Linked DNA regions of Homo sapiens: region 2 is linked to region 1. A link is a loop called in an ENCODE intact Hi-C map of the cell type or tissue named here. Cell type or tissue: ascending aorta. All regions are shown on one strand. Each heading gives the region's core, and the rest is flanking DNA. Links, peaks and the distances in the headings are about the cores only. Region 1 has its middle 120 kb from the start of MIR3660. Region 2 has its middle 41 kb from the start of MIR3660.

Region 1 (2,820 bases), core at 7-2,506:
ACCCACAATTGGTGTTAGGGACTGAATTGTGCCCTGCAAAAATTCATATGTTGAAACCCTAACCTCCCATTAGATTATACTGGAGATAGGTCCTTTAAGGAGGTTATTAAGGTTAAATGAGGTCATAAAGGTAGAGCCCTGATCTGATAAAACTTGTATAATTGTAAGAAAGAAACACCAGATCTCTCTCTCTCTTTCTCTTTCTCTCTCTCTCATTCTCTCTCTCTCCCTCTCTCTCTCTCTCTCTCTCTGTCTGTCATATGAAGAGATAGAGAAAGCAGCCGTCTGGAAGCCAGATAGAGAGCCCTCACCAGGAACCAAATCAGCTGACACCTTGCCTCCAGAACTGTGAGAAATAAATGTCCGTTGTTTAAGCCACTGAGTCTATGGTATTTGTCTTGGCAGCATGAGCTGACTAATACAATTGTTTTTAAAATATAGTCCTTCTTTATGAAAAAAGTTCACATTTTAAAACATTAGTTGTGTGATTTCAAGTTGAGCATTCACATCATTACTGAGCATGTTTGAACTTACTGAGCCTGGACAAAGAAGCAGCATAGTCCTAAGATACTTATACTTAAAACTGATCCATTATTTAAATCATTTGTCCAAGAGTTACCTGGCCATTTAAGATAGAAAGCCATTTTTCTGAAAAACTGAGATTTTGACAGAGGTTACCTGGATCCTTCCCACAAGAAACAAGAAGAAAAAAGACAGAATTCACTTGATTTATTTACATGTAAGTTTGGAATGCAGTGACTTTTTTCCTGAGTTATTTTATTCACTATCCAGTAGATGACCCTGCTACCAATTCCATCCACATCTGATAAAAGAAAAATAAATCACTTGCCCAGCTATTGGATCCAGAAACTAAGAAGAACCTAACATAAGAAAAATACTCTTTTTCAAAGTTTCTTTATTTTTCCAAGCTAAGAGTAGTGTGAATAATACTGCTGTGCAGCCACTCATTGGAGCTGTTGAAACATCAAATGACTTTAGAAAAATGACAGTGGTTCTAATTATTTCTCCACTGGGAATCTTTGGCTTCATTAAAAAAGGTAAATGGGTGGTTTGTTGGGCAAATGGCAAAATAAAACAAAAACGATACAGAGAATACCTCCAACCAGCACCTCCTTCTAGGTTCATGAAAGTTCAACACAATGTTGTGTGGTGACCTGTCGGATCACCTTTGAGAGGTGGAGAGTCACTGTGAACTCCAGCCTTCTCTGCCCATGAGATAAGCAGAGGAACTTGAGAAGAGGAAGCCTTGTATCTGAGCCTGACTCAGACATGCTTTTTCTGATTCAGCCATAACCTTTGCTTGGAAAACTGTACGTCATGGCCTTGGCGGGTCCCCAAGCTTCCTCCTTTGCAGTCTGCTATTTTTCCTCTAGCCTACCCAAAATAGCTGGGCAGAGATTTAGTACAGTTGGGATGCCAGTGTTTATAGGCCCAAGTGTTTCTGAGTTTCTTTCTGTGGGCAAGCACAGGTTTCTGCAGACCGGCAAGAATAAAAGGAAAGGTGGTTCTGGCCTTTTGGTTTTGCTTCCTAGAAAAGTTATAGATCCACTTTTCCTTCTCCAAAGAACCCCAGCATTAGAAAACCCTTACCATGTTTAACCTCCCCCTGTATCTTTTTTCATGTTCTGAAGAATTCTTTATCCCATTCTGAACCCAAGGGCTTAGAATTACAGTGTATCTTTACTAATGTAGTTAAATATATTTGTTTTCTAGGAACCTGCAAAGACAAAGAGGTTTAGAAGCTTCCTTCTGGAAATATTTCCGGTGTATTATTTCTAGTATTCTATTTTTAAATGCAAAGTCCAATACAGTCATGCATTGCTTAACAACCTGATACATTCTGAGAAATGTATCATTAGGCTATTTTATTGTGTAAACATCATACACGAATCTAGATGGCATAGCCTACTACACACCTAGGTGATATGGTATAGCCTATTGCTCCTAGGCTACAAACCATGTTACTACACTTAATGCTGTAGCCAATTGTAACACAATAGTAAATATTTGTGTATCTAAACATATCTAAGCACAGAAAAGATCAAGTGTTGCACTACAACATTACCACGGCTTCAGTGTTACTAGGTGATGGGAATTTTTCATCTCCATTGTAATCTTATGGGACACTGTTGTATTTGCAGTCCATCATTGACCAAAATGTCATTAAGCAGTTCATGACTGTGTCACAGGATCCTTGTGGTGTTGCTTCGCCAGCCGGCAGCACCTTCTGCTGAGAGTTGCTTGTGTCTGCTGGGCTTGTTATGCCCACTCAGCCCAGCAGGCTGCGCTCAGCTTGCACTACTGGCCAAGATCCCACACCTGCGAAGGGTAAACCAGGCACAGAGTGGAGAGGGGTGTGTGGACGAGTGAGCACAGGGTCAGCCACTGCACACAGCCAGACATGCCAACTGCTGTGGCGGGGCAGGCAGCTTCAGACACTGGCACAGGTGCCAGCTCCATGCAAGGCTGCAGCTGCTGGAAGCTTGGAGATGCCAGGAACCACAGAGCCCCAAAGAGGGTGTCACAGCCCTGGCTCTGGTGAGCCCCTAGGTCTAGGCTCCCCAAAGGGCCACAGCTATTTTCTCCTTTTGGTCACCCACAATGTGGTGAGCACGGGGCAGAGGGGGGTGTTTCAGATCTGTTGGTGTTACAGCTCTTTCAATCCCGCTATTTGGCAGATCCTGAGTTCTCATCCTCATCCTGCATCCAGGAAGAATGAGGTACATGGACAACTGGAGGGTAAGCAAGGTGAAGAGGACCTTCACTGAGCAACAGAACAGCTCTCAGAAGACCCACAAA
Region 2 (2,820 bases), core at 175-2,674, 77 kb before region 1:
CTAACCTTAATTCTTTAAAAGCTTGATTTATCCTTTAGCAACTCTTTAAAACAACAGGGACCAGGAAGAAACACCTTTGAATTAAAGATATATAAATTCACCATTATTTGATTTTAAGTGAGCCAACTTAAGCATAAAATGAGATTGTTCCTTCAGGCAAACCACTTGCTATTGACACAAATGGTTATTTGACAAGGGATTTAGAGAAAGAAAAAAAAAAAAGAAAGGCAGAAGAAAAAACTAAAATGTAAACACTGCTTTAATCCTCTTTCTTTTTGCTTTTTGCTAGGTGCTTTACAAATTGTGAGTTAATACTGAGTATTTTCAGACTTTTAAAAACACTTACTTGATATTAAATGTTTCTAGATGCACATTGCTCTGGGTCAAATTTCCAAGTTTTATATTTGTTCAGATAATATAATTTAGATGACTTGGGAATTACTCTTCAAATTCTAGCTGGCTTTAAAACACCAATATCAACTTAATAGGATTTTACTGAATTTTAAGAATTTCAGAGACGTGAGATTTTTTCAGAGACACTGAAGATTCTCTTCAAAATCTGCAGCAGAATCTCCAGAGTTGTTTTTGTTTTTTTGTTGTTGTTGTTTCTGTTTTTTTTCTAATAAGTCATTATGCATCTACAGAAGCCAGCATATTCTCGGGAGTTTTAACAGATGACATTCTTTACTTTGCCAGCAAACTACTCCAGGATGCATAACAGACCAATGAATTACTCCAGCAGCGCACTAAATGGGGACCTGAAAAAAGTTAATGCACTTTTGTACATGCCAAATTTTTACAAAGTGGCCTACTTAAAAAAACAGATGACAACCTAGAGTACTAAACAAATTAAATTTCTTAATAACAAATATTACTTAACAATATAAAAGTAACAAAGGAAAGCAAATACACTTTGAAAAAATGTGGGTTTTTTTTGTTTTGTTTCTGGGGTTTTGTTTTTTGTTTTTTGTTTTTGACTTCTCAGGGAAAAGCAATCTGATAAAACCATTAAAACCTTCCCCCCACTCCCGAACTTGGCCATGCGAGGTGGCTGTAATCCCTGAAATCCCAGCACTTTGAGAGCCCAAGGCCAGCGGATCACTTGAGGCCAGAAAAAATTAGCTAGGAATGTTGTCGCATGCCTGTAGTTCCAGCTACTCCGGAGGCTGAGGCACAATAACTGCTTGAATGTGGGGGGCGAGAAGGGGGTGCGGATGGCGCGGTGGTGGGCGGAGGTTGCAGTTAGCCAAGATCGCGCCATCCGCCACCCACCACTCACTACTGCACTCCAGCCTGGGCAACAGAGACAGACTTTCTCTCAAAAAAAAAAAAAAAAAAAAAAAAAAAAAAGGAAACCTTCCACCCACTCCCTAAAGTATAATTTAAAATACAGAGGAAGGTTAGTAATTTCTGCATTTTGGTATTTGAGTTTAGCCAAGTGCACAATTAGAACAGAGCAAAGATTATCTTGCTCTTAATTGCTCCAGTAATACAAACTGGATAAATATGCATATGTATATAAAACTGTTTATTTATACAATTCTTCTAAATATGTAATTTTGTGTTTTCAGGTAAAAACACTGTGTATAATAGAATATGGGCTTGACAGTCGACAGATCTGGGTTCAAATACTGGCTCTGCTGCCTTCTAGTTTTGTGACACTGGGCAAGTTACTTAGTCTCTCCAAGCCTCACTTTCCTCACCTGTAAAATAAAAATAATGATAGCAATTATCCCGTAAGGCTTACATAAATACTAAATTATTACTCTACAAAATCACTTATCATTGTGCCCGCCATATGAGATGCTCTCAATAAATGCTGGCTTTAATAATAGTGACTATACTGTTTATTTTACTCTCATTAAATAATAGGTATCATTAAGGCAAAGATTATACCATACTATGTTATTGTAATTCTATATACCATCTAACACTGCATATATTACTCCCAGGCTTCAGTGACTGCTTTTCAAAGATTTTCTCTCCTTTTTCCTCTGCATGAGTTACTGACATATCCTACAATTCCCTAGATTTGAATGTCTTTGAAACTTGTAAGGAAAGTCAGCATAAAGCAGAGCTATCACCAAAGATTTATTTGAAATTTGAAAAATAAGATGTAAGGAAGGGATCCAGTTTCAGCTTTCTACATATGGCTAGCCAGTTTTCCCAGCACCATTTATTAAATAGGGAATCCTTTCCCCATTTCTTGTTTTTGTCAGGTTTGTCAAAGATCAGATGGTTGTAGATGTGTGGTATTATTTCTGAGGGCTCTGCTCTGTTCCATTGGTCTATATCTGTGTTTTGGTACCAGTACCATGCTGTTTTGGTTACTGTAGCCTTGTAGTATAGTTTGAACTCAGGTAGCGTGATGTGTCCAGCTTTGTTCTTTTGGCTTATGATTGTCTTGGCAATGCAAGCTCTTTTTGGGTTCCATATGAACTTTACTTAAATGTTAGACCTAAAACCATAAAAACCCTAGAAGAAAACCTAGGCAATACCATTCAGGACATAGGCATGGGCAAGGACTTCATGTCTAAAACACCAAAAGCAATGGCAACAAAAGCCACAATTGACAAATGGGATCTAATTAAACTAAAGAGCTTCTGCACAGCAAAAGAAACTACCATCAGAGTGAACAGGCAACCTACAGAATGGGAGAAACGTTTTGCAATCTACTCATCTGACAAAGGGCTAATATCCAGAATCTACAAAGAACTCAAACAAATTTACAAGAAAAAAACAAACAACCCCATCAAAAAGTGGGCAAAGGATATGAACAGACACTTCTCAAAAGAAGACATTTATGCAGCCAAAAGACAC

What was found. Hi-C counts contacts between places; a loop is a spot of excess contacts. Peaks named below come from ENCODE experiments on the same cell type or tissue, not always from the same donor. Only the 100,000 strongest peaks of a DNase experiment are listed, where the experiment ranks them.
Region 2: it touches region 1 in a loop (2.0-fold over the local background); 1 of 110 quality-filtered maps calls a loop at or near these places.

The regions. Positions count from the first base shown.
Region 1 is chr5:90,133,782-90,136,601 of GRCh38, forward strand. No RefSeq gene overlaps it. Among named protein-coding and RNA genes, the nearest start is that of MIR3660, 120 kb to the left of the region's middle. In ascending aorta, for the core only: a CTCF peak has its summit at 2,328; DNase peaks (open chromatin) are centred at 1,340 and 2,331; H3K27ac peaks cover 2,500 bases.
Region 2 is chr5:90,056,349-90,059,168 of GRCh38, forward strand. No RefSeq gene overlaps it. Among named protein-coding and RNA genes, the nearest start is that of MIR3660, 41 kb to the left of the region's middle. In ascending aorta, for the core only: no CTCF peak of the experiment used is centred there; no DNase peak of the experiment used is centred there; H3K4me3 peaks cover 387 bases; H3K27ac peaks cover 360 bases.